2 separate regions of the Homo sapiens genome follow, and region 1 is linked to region 2. Evidence: chromatin loops called from intact Hi-C (ENCODE). Cell type or tissue: K562. All regions are shown on one strand. Region 1 has its middle 14 kb from the start of SLC1A3-AS1. Region 2 overlaps CPLANE1 (ciliogenesis and planar polarity effector complex subunit 1).

The links. Peaks named below come from ENCODE experiments on the same cell type or tissue, not always from the same donor. Only the 100,000 strongest peaks of a DNase experiment are listed, where the experiment ranks them.
Region 1: it touches region 2 in a loop (5-fold over the local background); 2 of 110 quality-filtered maps call a loop at or near these places.

What each region holds. Positions count from the first base shown.
Region 1 is chr5:36,736,866-36,741,865 of GRCh38, reverse strand. No RefSeq gene overlaps it. Among named protein-coding and RNA genes, the nearest start is that of SLC1A3-AS1, 14 kb to the right of the region's middle. In K562, a CTCF peak has its summit at 2,026 (motif pointing left); DNase peaks (open chromatin) are centred at 1,245 and 1,995; H3K27me3 peaks cover 529 bases.
Region 2 is chr5:37,209,271-37,214,270 of GRCh38, reverse strand. It overlaps CPLANE1 (ciliogenesis and planar polarity effector complex subunit 1), which reads left to right. Exons shown (of 53, transcript NM_001384732.1): 16 at 539-712. It also overlaps the pseudogene OFD1P17. Among named protein-coding and RNA genes, the nearest start is that of CPLANE1-AS1, 37 kb to the left of the region's middle. In K562, a CTCF peak has its summit at 1,973; a DNase peak (open chromatin) is centred at 1,970; H3K27me3 peaks cover 3,030 bases.

The DNA.
Region 1 (5,000 bases), 470 kb after region 2:
CACTTTTCCCCAGAATGTTTAGGGGAAGAGTAGGCTGTCAGACTAGAAGGGACCAGACTGATAGAGGCCTAGAATACTAGGTTGTATTGTTAAAAGTTTTTCCAGTAATAATGGGGAGACATGGAAGGTTTTAGAGCAGAGGTAGTTTTAATAGCAGTGTTTAGAAAGATTACTCCAGGAGTAGTAGATGTAGATGAATTGGTGGTGAAAGAGCCTGGAGGCATGAGGCCTGTTAGGAGATATTTTCAGTGGTCTGGATAATAATGACCAGAGGAGATGTAGTAACCATCAGCCTGGGGAAAGGAGATGGATCAAGAGACACAAGAAAGCAAGAGCAAAGGGCCTTGGTGATATTTTAGATTTGCAGGGAGAGGGAAGGAATGAAAAATTCCTGGAAGGTTAGTGATGACAATAATAGAAATCAGAAATGAGTTCTATTTGCATTTTCCTGTATTTGTTTAAAATGTTGGCAGGACATACCGGTGGCGCGTGTCCAGTAGCCCATTGGAAACGTGGAACTGGAATACAAGGGAGCGGTCATAGTTGAATAATTAGGTTTGAAAGTCATCAGTGGAGAGGTGGCAGCTGTGACCCTTCATCTCTGCCCTGAAGCCTTCCATATGGTCAAACTCGTGTGAGTGCCTGCACTGGTGGCTTTCCAGCAGCGTCCCTCCTTTTTCATCCCATGTTTCCTGTCCCACTCCTTCTTATGGGCTGACTTGTGTCCCAAGTTGAAATTCTATCTCTCAGTATCTCAGAATATGACTGTATTTGGAGATGGGGCCTTTAAAGAGGTGTTAATAATTAAGGTTAAATAATTAAGCCCTAATCCAATATCACTGGTGTCCTTATAAGAAGAAGAAATTAGGACGAAGACACACACAGAGGAAAGGCCATATGAAGACACAGGGAGAACCTGGCCACCTGCAAGCCAAGGAGAGGGGCCTCAGAAGAGACCAACCCCATCTCAGGCTTCTAGCCTCTAGAATTGTGAGAGAGTAAGTTTCTGTTGTTTACACCGCCCAGTCTATGGTATTTGTTAGGCAGCCCTAGCGAGCTAACACACTTCTCCAGGGACCTGTGCCCTTGGATCACCACCCCGTTTGAGCTGAGGGCACTCCCTGCTGCCAGCTTATTCCATTGCTTACATTTTACCAGGTCTGTCTCCCAGCCCCTCATTATCTGGATCTGTTCTGGGTGGTAGTTAGTCGTCATCAGAAATGTGATACTGTGGACGGAAGCATAAGTTTATCCTCCCCCAGTAACAGTGCTCTGTATCTCAGGAGGCTCCCTGTGGTAGGGACTCTGGTGTCCAGAGCAGGGCTTGTGCGACAGGGAGGTGGTCAAAGATGCCTTTCTGAGCACCCGGCTCACAGCTGTTCGAGGACTGTTCTGCCACCTGTTCTTAAGACTGTCTCTGGCAGTGGATTCCTCCATGTGCCTCCCTCTGAAAGCATGCTCAGAACAGAAAGAAATGTGTTCCTCCTCATTAGCAACACAGAAAAAAAAATGAGATTTTATTGCACTTATAATTCATGCTTCTCTCTCTCTCTTTGCATTTAGTAATGATTCTGAATTTCAGTTGGGTCCTGTTTTTCAGGACATAAAATAAAGTGCCATGAAGACCAAGTCAGTGCTCAAAGTAGCCCTCACAAGAAACAAATAGAATGATGTGTTCTCACCACCACCCACAAAGAGCTTATCTATGAAAGGGTGGAATAGCTAGTGCTTGGAAATCCCCCATTAGCTCAACCGGTCAGATTCCAAGTCTTATCTTTTATAGACTTCTGTGACAGTGAGATATTCAGACAGGGTCCGTGAACTTGGTGACTTCTGTGTTCCTTAGGGCTGGCCTTTATGATGGATTGAGGCAGTTATTATCAGGAAGATGCTGATGAACTGTTCTCCATCTTCACAGGAGACAGAATGAGAGCAAGGGGGTGGAAGATGTGGCAAAAAGTCTTGTTAGAGCCTACTGGTAGGGGCCATTTTAGGATCTGACTAGGTTGTTCTCTAGCTCCCTCCTCTGGGAGCCTGCGGTACTACCCAGCGTTCCATTGTCAGTCCATTTACTATGCAGATTATTTTTTTACGTGCCTGTTCCTTCCAATAGACTGGGAACTCCCAAAGGAAGTTCTCTATTTTTGTCTCTATCTTGTCTCTATCTTAGTCTTTCTGCCTCAGCATCTAGCTCGCATCAGGTGAGTCCGCAGTGGATGGGGAATGAATTCATCTATGGGATAACTCACTGTCCCTTGAAAACTTTCTAGTATCCTGGAGATTGTGTGTATCAGAGAGAGAGAGAGAGAGGCTCATGAATAAACGACTCTTGGAAATGACTCTCTGATGGTTCTGTGCAAGATTTTCTTATTCTGGATATCGAAGAACTCTGTAAATACTGTAGTTGAATATCTATCATACGTCGATGATTTTGACATAATTATTGGCTGATTGACTAACAAAGGACTCGGAAACACAGGTAGTCACCAGAGGGAGAAGTGTGGCATCTTCTCTAGAGATTTTTAGGGCAAGAGTTATATTTCTGAGATGGGATGTGGACAAAATGCTAAATGCAAATTTTCCCTAGGACTTAAAGGGTGATTGGAACCATGCATGTAGGCTGAATGGATGAACGGACGGTAGAGCTGCCATTTATTGACTTCTGCTACGTCTCAGGGGCTTTGTACATGCTCATTTAATTCTCACATACGTACTTCTCGAGATGAATATTGTTTTACACCATTTTACAGATGGGGAAACTGAGGTGTAGAGAGGTTTATTTATTCTTTTAGTCAACCATATTCATTAAGTTTGTGCTATATGCTAGCCCAGCCTATATGCTAGGCTCTGGGGATACAAAAGTGGCAAGACACATGTAGTCTTTGGCCACGTGGAGCTTACAATCTAGCAGGAAAGAGAAACATAAAAGAGGTAAGAGCGATAGTTTAATAGGGTGCTGTTAAAAGTTGTCCTCTTCCCATTAGGAGCACACAGTATAGTGATACACTGAGCAGCAGACAGGCTATTACAATGCGCTTGTTTATAAGTGCACATCACAGCTACATTGCAATGTAGCTTTACAATGTAGGGTTATAAATGTTCCCTAAGAGTAAGTATTTGGTGCTATAAGAGCACAGAGGAGACAGGCAGGGAGGCTCCTTGGAGGAAGTGACATTCACTGAGACCTGAAAGGTGAGTAGGTTGGATCAGTTTAAAAAAAAAAAAAAAGGGGCAGGAAGTGTTCCAGGCAGAAGGAACAGAATGAGCAAGGTCCAGAGGTGAGAACTAGAATGGTCCCTGGAATATAGATATGGGACGAGAAATGAGGCTGAAGAGGTAAGCAGGTGCCTGAACCTATGGATTATAAAAAGCTTAGTTCAGAGGATGTTTAGACTGGGTGCAGTGACTCATGCCTGTAATCACAGCACTTTGGGAGGCTGAGGCACAAGGATCACTTGAGCCCAGGAGTTTGAGACTAGCCTGGACAACATGGTGAAACGCCATCTCTCCAAAAAAAAAAAAAAAGAAAGAAAGAAAGAAAAAATTAGCTGGGTGCGGTGGCACATGCCTGTGGTCCCAGCTACTTGGGAGGATGAAGTTGGCAGGATGGCTTGAACCCAGGGGATTGAGGCTGCAGTGAGCTGTGTTTGTGTGACTGTACTCCAGCCTGGGTGACAGAGTGAGACCCTGTCTCAAAAAAATAAATAAGATAAAATAAAATAAAATAAAAAGCGTAGACTTGATCTCAAGGCAACCAGGAAGAGGATGAAGGTAGTGGTGAACAAAGTAGAAGGAGGTTAAATGACTTTTGCAAGGTCTCATAGCCAGAAAGTGGCACACCTGGCATTTGATCCGAGGTTCAGTCTAACACTAAAGCTCATCCCATGGCCACTGGCCTATGCTACCAGGAACCATCCTAAGATGTGGAGAAGGAGAGGTGGAGGCTTACTGGCCTACTCACTTTTTCTGCCAATTCCTCCTGGACTTACTGTTTTCTATTGCCCTGGGCCTCCAGCAGCACTAGAAGAGAGCGTGTCCGCAGCCTCTTCTTCCTGGGTGGGAGATGCTGATGCCAAAGAGCAGTTTGTGACAGCACTCCTGCCTCCCGGCCACTCCCGCACCCTTTACCTGGGACTGACATTTCTGTTCACTGTAGATCTGTGCCAAGAAACTGCCTGGCTGCCTCCAAGTGGTGGGGGAGCTGCTGGCTCCACCTGGATCTGGGGGCCTTCTATCGCCTTCCGGGAACAGGAAGCAGGTTCCCATCTGGTAAGAGGAACAGGTGTTGGGTAGGGAAGAGAAGAGGCTCGCGTTCTCTTCCCTGCCATTTGTGTTCTTGCCGGGTGGATTCGAGGTGCATATGCTTGTGTTTTGTTTTGCATTGTTTTCCCGTATACCTCCTCAGCGCAGGGCTGCCATCGTGCCAATGTTTAACTCAATCTATATGCCGTTATTTCATAGTTTGGAACCCCAAAATGTTAAAACTCTTTCATAGTAAACAAAACATTTTCAATAATTGCTCAAGAGAATTTGGAAAAATAAGCTTGTTCGTTCCATCTTTCTATTTTCAGTAGGATGGTTGTCTTTGTTCATATTTTTCTTTTCATATAATATAGTGGCTAAGGGTGCAGTCTCTCCCAGACTTCTGGAGTTCATATGCTGACTGTAGCACTTTCTAGCTGGGTGACACTGGGCATATTACTTAACATTTCTGTGCCTCTGTCTCCTTAATTGTGAGAAAGAGATGATAACAGTATCTATTTAATAATCATAGGATAAGTATAAGGATTAAATGAGTTGATAGAGGTAATGCCTGTAGAATGACGGCTGGCACTTAGTAGGTGCTTCATAAGTGGCAGGCTACTGCTAGTATTCATGATTTAGCATGGGTAATTTTTAATTTTTATTTTTTGAATTCTAGCTGTCAGTCCAAGTGGACTTTTAGAAAATGTTTTGAAGTGAGCAGCGGTGCTGCCCTTCAGCCTCAGCACTCCGTCCAT
Region 2 (5,000 bases):
CTGGTCTCAAACTCCTGAGCTCAAGAGATCAGCCCACCTTGGCCTTCCAAAGTGCTGGGATTATAGGTGTAAGCCACTGTACCCAGCCAATTTTGATAAATTTTAACTTTTTATAGTTTATATGTATTTTATGGTACTAAATGATAAAATAATTATTTACATATATTTTTTATATTGATGACATACCTTTTTCTTTTTTTATTGATATTTCTAGGTTATGTGGTATGCCTACAAATTTTTTCAAATTGTCACAAATCTCCAAAACATTTTCTAGTACATTTATGGAAAAAAAATCTGTATATATAAGTGGATTTATGCAGTTCAAACCCGTGAAGTTCAAGGGTCAATTGTAATTGTTTCTGGTTTTATTGTCTTTAAGAAGTACGGTACCTATTATAATTCAGCTTGTATTGGCCATGGGTGCTTATCTCAGAAAAAAAGGTATTGCAATTTTCTTTTTGTATAATGTTGGGAACTTAAATATTATTACTTTTGGTAGTTGATCACAATCTTCTTAGGTCATTGCTGTATTCCTTAGGTGCTGCAAAGTCTCATTTTGAGTGTGGAATGGTGGGCGGTGTTCATCCTGAGGCAGCAGTGAGAGTCGTCCAGTCCATGGCTCGTTTCATGGCTGCCTATTTCACCAATCAGCAGCTTTGCATTTTGCCCCCTCATCATGTGAATGTTCTTCCCCCACTTCATATTAAAACAGGTAATGTAGTAAACAAATCCTTTTTAAACTTTTTTTGCATTGCACATAATATAATATTTAAAACATATTATACAGAGGCCATTACTCAATGATACTGTTCTAGCATAGTATCTGAAACATAGGAGGTGATTTATGACTATGAATGAATAGAATCTGAGAAAAGTAATGGCTTAGATTCGTTTTTACTGAACATGGCTTTTTAAAATCACAAAATTGGGACAAGTTGATCTTTATAAAGTTTTTAGTTTTAAATTTTAATTTATTAATTATTTCTTTTTAGAGATGGAATTTTGCTATATTGCTCAGACTGTTTTTGAACTCCTGGCCTCAAACAATCTTTTCTTTTTTTTGAGACTGAGTTTCGCTCTTGTTGCCCAGGGTGGAGTGCAATGGTGTGATCTTGGCTAACTGCAACCTCCACCTCCTGGGTTCAAGCAATTTTCCTGCCTCAACCTCCCAAGTAGCTGGGATTATCGGCATATGCCACCACACCTGGCTAATTTTTTGTATTTAGTAGAGACAGGGTTTCACCACGTTAGTCAGGCTGGTCTCGAACTCCTGACCTCAGGTGATCCACCTGCCTTGGCCTCCCTGCTGGGATTATAGGCGTGCGCCACGTGCCCGGCCAAATGATCTTAACCACCTCAGCCTCCCAAGTAGCAGGGACTATAGGTGTGCCCAGCTGAAGTTTCAATTTTTAAAGTGAAAGAGCTGCCACCTTCATTTATGTCAAAATGTAGAGATTTAATAAATATTGAGCCTGCTAATTCAGTATTTAATGTTATTTGGATGATTTACTTTTATTATTTTATTTGGACCATTTACTTTTTAAATTTAATACTTTCATTAGTATGGTCAAAATGCATCTAATCCTGTGCTAGATAACTGCCCTGCTCTCAGTATAAACAGGTACACAAATTTCTATGATATTCATTCATTCTAATTTTTATTAAGTGCCTACTATTTGCCACACAGTATTCTTAGTGCTGCACATATACTAGCTTGCACCACATGAAATTGATAATACGAAAACATTTGTAGTTTCTTTCTTTTTTTTTTTTTTGGATTACACATTTTTATTCAGAGTTTTATCTGTTGATAGAGAAACATTTACAAAGGAGTAAATGTTATGTAATTTCTCATGGTATGTAAGTTAGAAGCTGGGCAGCAAACATGGTTACCAAGAGTCATCTGGTTCTTCATGAGAAAAGCGTGTTAAACTTTCGACTTTGTCACTACATTGCAGTGTGTCCACTAGGGAGCCTTCCTGGACCATCTTTTTTGAGCTCTTATCTGCCGACTCCTGGTCTTGCTGGATGATTTTCATGTATTTCTCTAAAGGATTTTCACTGTGAGCAGATTTGTCTTTCATTTCTTGATTACTCATTTCTAATTCATTTTCCATTTCAATCTTCAGTGATTCTTCAGTCATCCTCCTTTCCTGATACAGTTTTTCTAGTTCTCTTCTTTCCCTTTCTAAAATTTCTTGTAGGTTACTCTGCCTTCTTTCTTCTCTCTGCTTTCGTTCTTTCACTTGCTGTTCCCATATTTTTTCTTCTTCCTTTTGTTCTTCAATTTGTTTCTGATCTACACTTGGGTGCTGATATGAGAGGGGCACAGCAGCTACAGCTGCGCCCATATGAAGCATATCCCCGGCAGGAGAGGGCCCATCCATTTCAAACTGCCTTGGCACATTCCGTGCATATTCAAAAGATGATTCAAATTCCTCGTTATCCTTAAAAGCTAGCTTGTCCGCATCTGAAAATTCACTTTTGTCTTGAAGTTCATTTTGTCTCCAGTAAAGACCCGCTTTCTGCTCCGGAGGGCTGGAGAAGGGAGGGATGGAGAGGTTGTGCCTAGACTCAGCGGGTGATGGCGGGGGCATTCTGTCAGGATAAGGACTGGGGGAAGCAATGTGTGATCTGCCCAGACCTTCCAGATATATTTCACTTTCAAGGCTTCTTTTTGCTTTTGGAAGGGGTGTGGAGGAGAGGCGTCTGGAGGAAGTGCCCCCGCATAGCCTTGAGGCTGCACTGCCTGTCAGGGCTTCCAAGATGTCATTCCTTTCTTCTTTAAGTGTGCCCACTTGAGGCTGCTCAGAGACAACTCTGTCCTCTGCAAAAATACGTCTTTCCGGGGAACTGGAAGTAATGTTTTTGAAGGCTTCCAGCAAGTGCAGAGATGGTGGGCTCTTTGCTGGTAGTGGGCCTTTGGCAGAGTTTTTAATGTCTCTCCGATGGTAACTTCTGAAAGCCTTTTCCAAGCGTTCCGCCTCTTGCTGAAGCTGTTTGACCCTTGCATTAGTATTGGCGACAAACTCAAGGTCAGAATCAGGGGAACTACCCTCCATCCCTGCATTTGGATAATTTGTGATCCTTGATGCAACCGTACCTGCTAGAACTTTTTCCTGTTTAAAAGGATTGTTCAAGAAATCCCCACTTATCTCACCATTGTGAAGCACCATGTTGCCATTTATTAATCCATTGGCAGAATGATGGATCACAGACTGCTTTGGATTGCAGTACACTTCATTCTCTAGGGCTGTCTGAGTTTGCTTCAATTGCGATTTTAAATCGGCAACCTGAATAGTTAACCTCTTTATGGAAACTTTGTAACCTAGTATCTGGGCCTTCAACTGTGTAGTATGCTCAATTTCATCTTGCAGTTGTTTGTGCAGAGCTTGTTTGCGGCTTTCGAACTCCTCATGCTCAACCACTGTAGCCTTTTCTGCTCTCCTTAGTTCTTTCTGAAAGACCGCAAGTTCAGGAGCCAGCTGAGCTAGGCGGTTTAGGAGACGCAAGTTTTCATTTCTACTCTCTTCCAGTTGTTGTTTAAGTAATTTATTTTGTGCCAGAAGCTCCAGTCTCTCTTCTTTTAGTAGTGAATAGTCACTCATCACTTTAACCTTTTCATTCAGCATATGGTTTTGTTTTGTTATTGCCAAAGACTGGGCTTTGACAGACTCTAATTCAAGCTCAAGTTCTTTCATGCGATTTATAGATTGATTGAGTTCCTCCTTTTTTGAATTAAAAGCTATGAGCTCCTCTTGCAAATGAACAGCTTTTTCTTTATTCTTCCTTTCATCTTCAATCAGTCGATTAGTTCTAATGATGTAGTCGTCCTTTAGTTCAAGTTGATACTTTAGGAGTTCATTCTTGAGTTTTTGGTCATAGGTCTTCTCAAAACTCTTTATATTCTGCTCCCGTCTCCTAAGTGCCTCAGTCATACTTTTATGTTTTTCTTCCTGGAGCTTCTGGTTCAGTTCAAAAGCTTCAACTCTTTGCTTCAGCTCTGCTTCTCTTCCTCTTAGCAAATCCATATCTTTTAGTAAAAGTTGCCTTTGAGCATAAATCTCTTTTGTTTCAATCTCTTGGTGCTTTTGAATTCTCTCAAGGGTGCTCTTTTCCCGAATAACAAGGGCTTCAGATTTTGCTTGACAAGCTTTCTCAAAATCATTCTGGAACACGGCTAATTCCTTCTCATACTTTTTTTTTGCTTCCATTTTAATTTTTCCTATTTCGGTATCTTTAAAAAACTTCAACTTTTGACATATTTCTTCCCGAAGTTGCTCTTCTATTTCTCTCTTATATTCATTTAGCTTTATTTCTAAAGACTCAAACTTGATACGCTGAGGGTAAGCATCTGCAAACTGATCATCAATAAGCTGAAGCTTCTCAGCCAGAGAATCTCTGCTAAATGTCGAACTTGTCTGAGTTTCCATATTACAACTTTCTTTAGCTTGATGATATTCTGCCAATCCTTTTAAAAAATGCATAAGAAAACCTTTTTGGTTTTCTTTATCAGCTCCTGAAACCAGTGATTTGTACAGACTGGAAGTAGGGTTGATTTTAATGAGTTGTAATAGATCCTGCATAGTAAATACCTTTTCTTTTGCCAAACCACTTTCTAGAAAGAAAACAGAAAGTGAATATTCACAGCCACATCTTTGTAAGTGATCTGCCACTAAAGAGTTAGAGGCACTTATTAAGAGGGAGCTCCCTTGCACTGAAATGGACTGAGGTTGCAGTTCTCCACTCAATACAGGGTGCATTAACTCATGAATTAGCTGGTTTCGAAGTTGTATCTTGAGTGTTTCCAGTATACCCCGATCCTTAAATGTCTGGTATAGCTTTTTGCGCAGTTCATTTTGACTCAACACATCAGCCACGGGGAGCATGTTGGACTGAGCCATCATCAGCCGTCAGCTTCCTCCGGAGCCCGCCTCGCTCGCCCCGCCGTGGCCCGAGTTTAGTGCCCAGCTGGGGCTGTAGGGCCAAGACGAGGGGGA